Regions from separate parts of the Homo sapiens genome. Here region 2 is linked to region 1. Evidence: read pairs that join two places in POLR2A ChIA-PET (ENCODE). Cell type or tissue: GM12878. All regions are shown on one strand. Links, peaks and the distances in the headings refer to the core of each region. The heading gives the core; the rest is flanking DNA. Region 1 holds the start of SUN2 (Sad1 and UNC84 domain containing 2). Region 2 holds the start of APOBEC3B (apolipoprotein B mRNA editing enzyme catalytic subunit 3B).

The links. Peaks named below come from ENCODE experiments on the same cell type or tissue, not always from the same donor. Only the 100,000 strongest peaks of a DNase experiment are listed, where the experiment ranks them.
Region 2: POLR2A ChIA-PET joins it to region 1 with 14 read pairs; 3 of 35 experiments call an interaction of 5 or more read pairs at or near these places.

What each region holds. Positions count from the first base shown.
Region 1 is chr22:38,754,175-38,759,535 of GRCh38, reverse strand. SUN2 (Sad1 and UNC84 domain containing 2) reads left to right here and starts at 3,538. Exons shown (of 18, transcript NM_015374.3): 1 at 3,538-3,773. RefSeq lists enhancers at 2,257-2,396, 4,655-4,724 and silencers at 3,155-3,704, 3,815-4,164. In GM12878, for the core only: no CTCF peak of the experiment used is centred there; DNase peaks (open chromatin) are centred at 3,465, 4,476, 4,839, 5,246 and 1 weaker place; H3K4me3 peaks cover 3,491 bases; H3K27ac peaks cover 3,248 bases.
Region 2 is chr22:38,982,254-38,987,614 of GRCh38, reverse strand. It overlaps APOBEC3B (apolipoprotein B mRNA editing enzyme catalytic subunit 3B), which reads right to left and starts at 5,268. Exons shown (of 8, transcript NM_004900.5): 1 at 5,145-5,268; 2 at 3,384-3,540; 3 at 1,524-1,803; 4 at 1,203-1,317. The coding sequence starts at 5,161. RefSeq lists silencers at 925-1,120, 5,085-5,134 and enhancers at 2,355-2,644, 1,687-2,886. In GM12878, for the core only: no CTCF peak of the experiment used is centred there; DNase peaks (open chromatin) are centred at 2,354 and 3,197; H3K4me3 peaks cover 880 bases; H3K27ac peaks cover 2,028 bases.

The DNA of each region.
Region 1 (5,361 bases), core at 362-5,361:
TAGAGACAGGGTTTCACCATATTGGCCAGGCTGGTTTCGAACTCCTGACCTCAGGGGATCTGCCTGCCTTGGCCTCCCAAAGTGCTGGGATTCCAGGCATTCATCACTGCACCCGGCCAAAAGATTAGAATGTCATCAGGCAGAGAAACAAGGAAAGGCGTTCCAGGCTGAGGCACAGCCTGAGTAAGGGCTCAGGAGTAGGAGAGGCCTTGGGGTGAGGCCCCAGGAGTGCAGGTGAGGCCTGCAGGAGATCTGCGTCTGCAACCACACTGGGGAGCTGGTGATTTAAGACTGGGAAGCTGCAGTCAGGCAGTCGCTCGATGAACGTTTATTGAGCATTTATTAGGAGCCAGGTACTGTAATAGGTGTGGGGGACAGAGGTGACTAAGGCACAGTCACCCATAAGAGTCTGGCCAAATCTCTGCATGCCTAAGACTGTCCCCCTCAGTCAGGGACCCACGTTGTGTTCCTGGCACCCTAGCTGACCCACTTTGTAACCTGGATCCCACGCCTGCACTCCTCAGAGTAGCCTTCTTCCATAAAATGAGTTTAACTGCGGTTGTCACCTGGTGATGGAGCTCTTTGAGCTCTTAGGATGAAAGATTCTGTAAATACGCAGCCTTTGTCACCAGACTGGGTGGGGTGGAATAGGGAGCCCACATCAGATCCCCAAGGGTGCAGAGAAACAGCCCCCGGGAGTTGGAGGGAGGGTCGGTCGCCAAGCTCCCCTGAGGTTACCGCCCTCTGACAGCTGCCAAGCGAGTTCCTGCAGCCAGAATGCCTGACATGAAAGTCCCCCGCCCCCGCCAAGGCCTGCCTGTGATGGTTAAATGACAGACGCCGACACCCTGGCTGCTGACTGATGCTGACAGCAGGGAGGGAGATGTGGAGCTGGCCTGGGTTGCAGGCAGGTGACTGGAGGCTCTTCCTTAACTCGTGTTCATAGGACGCTGAACACCCACCACGACCTGTCACTGTCCAGTGTCCATGGGGGAGGCAGACAGGCACACAGCACATTCCACCATCACGTGGGGTGTTAGAGGGGAGGCCCTGCTCTCTGGCAGCACAGAGAAGCCCACCTGACAGATGATGGGTCCAGGACAAACCAAGGGCCCAACCTCCTCCCGTCTCCCCGCAAAGATCATGGTGATAAAACCCCTTTGGGATGAAGTAGTTCAGAAGTCCTTTGCCCATGTGACCCTCATGCAAGAGAAAATGAAGGCCAGAGAGCCCCATTGACTTGTCCAAGGCCACAGAGCTCATTGGTGTGGCACACAGGACACTTATTATTATTCTGATTCCTTGGCTTGTGGCTTCATCACTCCAATCTCTTCCTCCATGGTCACATTGCCCTCTGCTCGTCTTCTCTGCCTCTCTTTGGTTTTTTGTTTGTTTTGAAACAGAGTCTTGCTCTGTCACCCAGGCTGGAGTGTGGTGGCTTGATCTTGGCTCACTGTGGCCTTGACTTCCCAGGCTCAAGCTATCCTCCCACCTCAGCCTCCTGAGTAGCTGGGATTACAGGTACACACCACCATGCCCAGCTAATTATTTTCTTTTTTTGTTTTTCTTTTTTAGAGATGGGTGGTGGGGGGGGGGGGTCTCACTAATTTGGCCAGGCTGGTCTCAAACTCCTGAGCTCAAGCAATCCACCTGCCTCAGCCTCTCAAAGTGCTGGGATTACAGGCGTGTGCCACAGTGCCCAGCCCCTATCTTTCTCTTAAAGGGTTACTTGTGTTACACTTAGGGCCCACCCTGATAATCTAGGATAATCTCATTTCAAAATCTTTAGTCACATCTGCAAAGTCTTTGCATGTAGATAACAGTCACAGATTCCAAGCATTAGTACCGAATTCCTGTAGCGACCATTATTCTGCCTGCTCCCAGCCCCCAGAGGATGCAGAGTTTAAGAGGGGCCTGCCTTCAGTCAGCCTGTGGGCATGAGCCTCACATATCCACTCAGCACATCCTGGGAGGGGACCTGGACTCCCCCCCGACCCCAGCAAGGCCAGACCCCCCTGTCTGCCAGGACCCCCGGAGAGGGGGAAGCAGGCTGTGCAATGGAGGAGGTAGGATGTGGCAACTCCATAGAAGTGGTTAGGACAGAATTCTGGAGTTGCGCATCCCAGAGATGAGGAGTCAGAGAGGCCCTTCCCCTACCTGGATGCTGCCCCTACGTCTGATTTGAATTCTCCTTTCATTGCTCCATCCAGCAGACACTCAGACCAGAGCCAGGCTCGGTACCAGGCTCTGGAGAGCTTGTCCATGTCCTCAAAGAGCTTGCAGTCTAAACCTAGGAGTGATAATGGCCAGCACCGTGGTCTCCAGGAGGGTGGAAGAGCAGGAGACTCTTCTCTTTCCAGAGCAGGCAATGGAGGCCCAGGAAAGGGGACTGTTCTTGTCTGGAGTTGGGCTGAAGCCGCTTTAGCATGAGGGTTTTGCCTTTCCTCAATCCTCCGACCCCACAGCCTTCCTGTTCCTGCCTCGGTGATTTTGTCATTCTTGTCTCGTTTCCTCTTGGTACTTTAAAAGTAAAATAACGACTGTTCATCTGCCCTTAGAAGGGCTGGCACAGAAAGAGATTCATCCCAAGCTGTGCACCTGCTCTATCTGTACAGTTGGCGGATGGGGAGCCAAGGAACAGGACCCCCGGAGTCAGGCAGCATTTTACTCAAACGCTGAGCACTCGTTCCAAGTCTGAGTAAGGTAGAAGAATGAGTGGCCAGCCCTGCCTTCCCACAGCTCAAGTGCAGCAAGCACCGTCCTTAAAACAGAAGAGCTGGCCGGGCGCGGTGGCTCATACCTGTAATCCTAGTACTTTGGGAAGCCGAGGCGGGAGAATCACTGGAGCTCAGGAGTTCGTGACCAGCCTAGGCAAACATAGTGAGATCTCGTCTCTATTTAAATAAAATAGAAAATCTGTTTAAAACAAACAAAAAATAGAAGAGCTGTCGTGAAACTTGGGTGCTCTGGGTAAAGCTTGGGAAGAGGCAGGGCCTCCCAGCATGTCTGGAATCCCCAAATTAGCAACCTGTTTCCTTGTCTGAAAAATGGGTGTAGAAATGGCCGGCTAAGAGGACAACGGCACTGGTGCCGGGTGTTGAGCAAGCCCTCGACAGCCTCACCGAGAGTGCACCAAGGGCCACCCGCGCGCTGCCGCTCCCAGGGCTCCCACCCTCCCCTCGGACGCCGGCCTGGTGAACCAGGCTGCAGGCGCGCGTGGGAGCGCTCAGAGCTGTCTCAGGTGTTCTGAGCCGCCAGATCGGGAGTCCAGTGCCCTGCTGAGCCCGAGCCCCAGCACAGGCTCCCGTCGCGTCCTCCCGCAGCCCGGGGTCCCCGCCCGCCCAGCGCCTCCCACGCGCGGACTCCTAGGCTGAGCGCGCAGGGCAGCGGGGCCCACGCGAGGGCGGGGCGAGCCGGGGCTTTGTGTTCAAACCGGCCAATGGGTGGCGGCGGTGGGCGGTGACGGCCGGCGGGGCCTGACCAATGGGCTGCGGCCTGTCAGCGTTGACTGACAGGCGCACACATACAGAGTCGGCCACACGCGCGCCGCCCGGCCCCACTCGCGCAGCGCGGGCCTCCGCCGGCCGCATTGTCCGCCCGCCCGCCTTGTCCCGCGTCGCCGCTCTTCGCGTGCCCGCGCGCCCCGGGCCCGGCCGCTGTGTCGCCCTGAGCGGAGCGCCGCCCGCGGGATCCCCACGCGGAAAGGGGGCGCGCCCCGGCGGCGGCCTGGCCTCGGACGCCCCCGGCCGGGCTAGAAGCCGCCGCGGCAGCAGGTGAGTGCGGGCGAGCTCAGGAGAGGGTTGGGGGGCCGCGGCCCGGCCTGACCCCGGGTCACCGTCGGGCCACTCGGGCGGGGCCGCGCCGCCAGGCCTGCTTCCTCCTCTCCGGGACGTGCTGGGCCGGATCCAGCCTCCACCCGGGTCCGCGGCCCGCGCCCTGACTCACCTCCTGGCCCCCGCCCCGCCTGCCGCGCCACTGGTCAGCCGGGAGGGCGGTGTCTGCGGGCGGGACTTCCCGGGCAGCCTCCCGGGAGGAGGAGGGCAAAGGCCGACTGCCCCAACCCGGCCCCGGGCAGCGCCTACGGGTTTTGTGCCAGACAGGCCGTTTCCAGGGACAGGCAGTTCCCAGCCTCTGCCTGTCAGAACTCAGGGCCTCAGAGGAAGGCCCGTTTTGTTCAGTTCTAAAACAAAACAAAACAAAGCAATGGGGGGCGCGGTGTGACTTAGAGAGCCAGGAGGCGCGCCTTTGGTGACAATTTCTGCAGGTTTGGCCTGTGGGAATGAGGGCAGAGGGAGTTAGCACCGGGCGTTTGGCAGGTCCCACAAGGGCGTGTGGCCTGGCTGTGCCCAGGGAGTGGAAATGTCACGAGGAAGATGCCCCAGATCTGGTTTAAGTCTGAAGATGGATGGAGATGTTTGTGATGGGGAAGGGCGGAATTGAGAAAGGAAGTCGCCCAGCTGAGAAGTGGGGAAGGATGCTTTCCGATGAGCGTTTCCTAACTGATTGTTAGGGAGGAGGTGGGGCGGGGGTGGTGTCTATTATGATTCGCAGTAGTAGATTTCAGCTCCCAGAGGCTCACTTCTTGTTTTGGAGAATGGGGCCTCGACCTTTTTCATCTTGTGAAACCCAGACTCAATGGTAAACTGTTTTGTGATGCCAGGATGCCGCAGGAAAGACTGAGAGGCATCTCTGGGAGTTCTGGGAGGGCGGAGGCGGGTGCTGACAGTTTTCAGCACTCCCCGCTCAACCTCCATCAGAATATTTAGTTCTTCCCAGCGGCAGCTTGGGTATGGTATAAACATGTTGCCTTGTTTCTGCCCTGGGCAAAGGTGTCACCTCCTTCAGCAGGACAGAGGCTAAGAGGAGTCCCTGTGTGGGCAGCTGGAGCCTTCAGGTAGGGACCGTACGGGCGGGGCAGGGAGGGGGGAGGGGAGATTACCTTATAAGGACAGGAATAGAGACAAGGACCCAGGCCAACTTCCTGCTTTTCCTACTACCAATCGGTCCCTTTTCCAACACCAGCTAAAAGTAGAGGGGATGCCAGATGGGCGTCTGACCTGGGAAGATGCCAACAAGGCCAGGACATGAGGCTGCTTGTTTTTCAGAGGAGGACTTTCTAGCTGGACTAACCAGACCTTCGGGTTTCTGCAGCCTGGGTTGGGAAGTGGACTTCTATACTCACCACACAACCCAGAGAACTGGTCATTTAAGTATCAACCAGGAATATTAGAAGTGATCAAAAGTCACAAGCAAGTGCTAGGAATTCCCAAGTGACTTTGTTGTACGGGCCAGCAGAGGCACTAACGTTGAGACTCCCCATGTTGGCAGTCGGGGACTTTGAATTCGGGTGTCTAGACCTGA
Region 2 (5,361 bases), core at 233-5,232, 230 kb before region 1:
CTAAGACTTTGTGTTGAAACAAAGTAAATCTTACAGAAATTCCATCAAAATGCTAAGAACAAAATGCCTGATTGCTCCAATCATCCTTTGGTTCAATTCTCCCAGTTCCAGAGCTCAGGAATGGTGGGAAGCATATACAGGGAGCACCCTCCCAGGGCAGGGAGCACCAGCCCAGCGGTGACTTTCAGGGAAGAGTCTCAGCAGGGGGTCTGGCCTGGGGCAGGTGGGGGAGGTGGCCCATTCAGAAGCAGCAGTGGGGCGACCACACAACAGGGCAAAGAGCCTGGCTGGGAGTGGGGGTGGCAGAGGAACAGGAGGGGAGAGAGCCCAGGGCTGGGGCTGGGACAGGGGGAGGCCAGGGCTGAGGCCCAGCAGGACCACCAGGCAGGAAAGGGCAGCAGAGGCCCCATGGGCAGAGCGGGCAGTGGTCCCTGATCTGGGGCTTCATGTGCAGCCTCCCTGGCAGGCTTGTCTTGGCCCTGATGTTAGTCCTGGGTTTGGATTCTATTTCTATCTTCCAGGGCCCTTGTTCCAGGAGACACCTGCGCTGTGAGTGACCTCCCAGGCCCATCTGAGTGCAAGCCTCACTTTATGCTGCTTTCTCACCTGGATGGGAGGACATCTGGAGGGACCCCTGGATCCTGCCCTCAGGAATCATCCCAGGGACCCCCCCCGTCCCCAGCCACCCAGCAGCTATGTGGTAGTGAGGGAGAGTCAGGGGCAGGTGTCTGCCTTCCCCCATGCCTTCACACTCAGAGGCCACCATTGGAGGGAGGAATAGCGGGTGGGGGTGGCCCTCAGATGTCCCCCCAGGATGCCATGGGTGCCCCCACACTGAGCTCCTTCCTTCCACATCTCCTGCCCAGAGTTGTTCCCTGGAAGGCTGAGCTCTTGCCTCCTCTTGTCCCCATGTCACAGAAGGGCAGCGGCTGGTGTCCCAGGCCACCCTGTCTTGCTGTTTGTTCCTCTAGTCCAAGACCCAGGTGCCTTAGAGGCAGAAGGGGCCTCTTACTCACAGGAAGGGCCCAGGAAAGCAGGGAGGAGGCAGTGTGGAGGGAGCACCAGGAGTTAAGGGAAGGTGGTGTGACCATGAGGGCAGGCAGTGGGTCAAGAGGGAGGGCGGGAGGGCCAGGCCAACGGAGGCCTCAGGAGGATGAGCAGGTGAGAGGAGAGAGATGATGAGGCCAGAGGGAGACCCTCACCTGAGAATCTCCTTTAGCGTGCGGTGCAGGAATGCATAATTTTCATCGAATTTGTACCAAGGCATGAATTGCTGACCTTCATTGTACACAAAGTTTTCCCAGCAGTATGCAAATTCTGAGATGAAGAAGCGGGAAGCAGTCAGGCTCTCCCCTGACCCTGGCCTGTCCTCCCAGGCCTGGTCTCCTGGCTGTCAGTTGCAGTCAGTGCCAGTCCCACCCCTGCAGGCTGCCCTGGGACACCCCCAGCCATGGCATTGCAGATCCATCCATCTTTCATGCTGTTCCTCCCGCTCACGCTCCCCTGACCCCTCCACCTCTCACCTTCATAGTCCATGATCGTCACGCGGGCTCCTGCCTGACTCAGCCTGCAGAGCGCCCTTCGGTAATCTCTTTCCCAGTAGTAGTAGAGGCGGGCGGCAGAGATGGTCAGGGTGACATTGGGGTGCTCAGACAGGAATTCGGCCAGCTTCGCCACACAGTCCGGGCAGGGGGTCCAGGATACAAACCAGGTGATCTGGAAACACTTGTAAGCAGGCAGCTGGTTGCCACAGAACCAAGAGAGGAAGCACATTTCTGCGTGGTACTGAGGCTTGAAATACACCTGGGAGAGGAGCAGGGGGCAGGGGATGCTCTGAGAGGGGGAGCAGGAGGAGTGCAGGGGTGGGGCAGGGAGAGGAGGGGCCAGGACAGGAGCCCAGGGGATCTTGCCATTGAAGCTCCTTTCCTCCATCCCCCCTGTTTAGTTTGAGTGATTGTCTGCTCCAAAGCTCACGTTCAGTGTTAATGGCTATTGTAATGGCCTTAAGAGGTGGCACCTAGAAGAGGCTATGAGGCTGTGGGGACTGCACCTTTGTGGGTGCCACTGCTGTGGTTATTCAAGGGTGACTTCAGCCCCTCTTTCTGTCTCTTGCCCTCTATCTGGAAGGGCAGTGTGTCAGACTAAACTCCTGCTTCCTCTTGTCCCCGTGGCATGGAGCAGCTGTGACTCGACATCCCAGGCCACTCTGTCTGGAGCATCCCCTGAGCTTGTGGCAACAACCTTCACCCTCATGTGACTGTTCAGCTCACAGGCTGAGGCAGGAGAATCACTTGAACCTGGCAGGTGGAAGTTGAGAGTGAGTCATTGCACTCCAGCCCAGGCAACAAAGAGTGAAACTCAGTCTTAAAAAAAAACCAAAACAAAACAAAACAAAAAAACAGAACTGTGGGAAGTGGCCAGGTGCGGTGACTCATGCTTGTAACCCCAGCACTTTGGGAGGCCAAGGCAGGTGACTCACCTGAGGTCAGGAATTCCCCAGCCTGGCCAACATGGTGAAACCCAGTCTCAACTAAAAATAGAAAAAATTAACTGGGCGTGGTGGCAGCCTTCTGTAATCCCAGCTATTCGGGAGGCTAAGGCCGAAGAATCACTTGAACCTGAGAGGTGGAGGTTGTAGTGAGCCAAGATTGTGCAATTGCACTCCAACCTGGGTGCCAGAGCGAGACTCCATCTCGGAAAAAAAAAAAAAAAAAAAAAAGGAAAAAAAGAGAAAAAAGAAATGTGGGAAAAATACACAATTGAGAGCCCAGTGCTGGGCATTTTACTTATTGTTGTGTTTTCTGCATTTCCAGCTGCTTAGGTCCTACTGTAGCAAGGGTTAAAAAGAAAAGAAGAACAAGTTTTCCTCTGCCTAGCCAGCTCACTCCAACGACAGTTATAACACTGCCTGAAAAGTCAAGGCCAAAGGAATGGGCTCCAGACACCACCCCCACACCCCTCCAGGGCAAGGTTGAAGAAAATTTTAAAAAAATTTTTTAAAAAAAAGACAAATTCCTTTACTGTCTCTCCTTTCCAGAACCATTATAACTATATTTTACAAATGTCTGTATTTAGCCAGTTCCTGTTTTCCTTTTGATGTAGCTGCAAGGCCACCAGCTATAGAAGGCCCCAAGTTATGCTAAGTCATCTGTTATGCTATAGATTATGTGACCTGTCACTGTTTGATTAATCGCCTTTGTTCTGCTTCTGTAAGTTTGCTTATAAATACCTCAGTCTGTCTTTGTTAAGGGCTCAGCCTTTTTGGATGTGAGTCTGCTGAACCAGTGCACCTAAATAAATCCTCCTGTCTCACCCATATCAGTCTCTCCAGTCCTCTAATTCCTGCAACACTGCCTGTGATTCGATTGAAGTTTGGGTGGTACCTGGCCTCGAAAGACCCCTGTGTCCCAAAGGAGATTTGAGCGGCCCCTCTTTATTTTCACTTCATAGCACAGCCAAGTGTAGCTCCGACCATAGAGGATGGGTTCGTTTTCAAAGTTGTCGTAGAATGTGTCTCGATACATCCGCTCCATCGGATTTCTGAAGGCACAAGAGAGAAACCGGCCCATGCAGGGAGCCCTCCCGGGAGTCCTCGGGGCTCATGTCCACTGAACACAGCTCCCAGGATGGCCCTGGGCCTCCCCGACCCCTCCACAGCCCTGAGAATTTCTGCTGCCTTCCCAGGCAGGAAGACTGAGGGGAGAGGAAGAGGAGGGGATGCTGGCAGGCGGGCTGGGGTGATCTCTCCCAGCTCGGGTCCAACTCTGGCCTTTCCAGGGGTACATTCCCCACCCTCCTAGTATTTCTGCCAACCCACTCCCCAACCCATTAGGAGAATGCAAAAGAGAATAAAACCCTTCACCCCTAAAAAATAGCTTTTAACCTTTCAGCTCAATTCCTTCCTGATGTTTCACTCTGCGTGTTAACATTATTTTAAAATCATGGTAGAACTGAATTCTGAGGCCCAGGCCACTCTTCTAAGTGCTGAGCGGGTGTGAGCTCACGTGAGGCTACCCTAGGCCTGCAGGGGCCATTCCCATCTTACAGAGGAGATGCCAGAGGCACAGAGAGGCGGGGTAACCTGCCGAGGCCACAGAGCTGGGGACGGATGGAGCAGGGGCCCCTTTCCAGGCCAGCCCTGTCCAGCCTCTGCATCACGGATCCTGTAGGAGAAAGCTGTTGGGGACTGGGCTCTCTTTTCACTAAATTTTAAAATCAGAGCATTTCTCCTCATCATTGCACTTTTTTCCCACATTCTCACATTCCATGTTACTGATCATGTTCTTTCTTTTTTTTTTTGATGAAGTCTCACTCTGTCGCCCAGGCTGGAGTGCAGTGGCATGATCTCAGCTCACTGCAACCTCCACCTCCCAGGTTCAAGCAATTCTCCTGCCTAAACCTCCTGAGTATCTGGGACTAGAGATGCGCCACCATGCCTGGCTAATTTTTGTATGTTTTTTAGTAGAGACGGGGTTTCACCATATGGGCCAGGTTGGTCTCAAACTCCCGACCTCATGATCCGCCCGCCTTGGCCTCCCAAAGTGTTGGGATTACAAGTGTGAGCCACCACGCTCAACCACTGGTCATGTTCTAAAAGATGAAGAGTGACCTTGGAGTGGAACCTGTCTGGGGACATCTGCTCACCATGGAGTCATCCTTGGATGACACGATTTATCATGTGCTTCAGAGACCATTCCTACCCCCGCACCCTCTCCTAAGACTTTGTATTTAAGCAAAGTAATTCTTACAGAAATTTCATCAAAACACTGAGAACAAAAATGCCTGATTGCTCCAATTACCCTTTGGTTCAATTCTCCCAGTTTCTGAGCTCAGGAGTGGCAGGAAGCACACAGAGGGAGCACCCTCCCAGGGCGGGGAGCACCAGTCCGGGCATGACTTTAAGGGAGAGTCTCAGCACGGGGCCTGGGCTGGTGCAGGTAGGGGAGGCAGCCCATTCAGAAGCAGCAGTGGGGTGACCACACAGCAGGACAAAGAGCCTGACTGGGATTCGTGTGGCAGGGGAGCCAGAGGGGAGGGAGCCCAGGGCTGGGGCAGGGGCGGGGGGAGGCCAGGGTTGAGGCCCAGCAGGACCACCAGGCAGGAAGGGGCAGGAGGGGCCCAGCAGGCAGAGTGGGCAGCGGTACCTGATCTGTGGATTCATGTTCAGCCTCTTAGATACGCTTGTCCCTGTCCCGCTCTTTTTTTGAAGCTCTGTGGTTTCACTTCCTGCTTACAGCGTCCTTGCAGTTGGACAGCCCTCCTTAAAGTGACCTCCCAGGGCCTTATGAGTCATGGCCCCTCCCCATTCCTGCTCAGGCATTGGTGTGGGAGGCCCCGGGGTGCTTCATGTTTCTCTGGCTC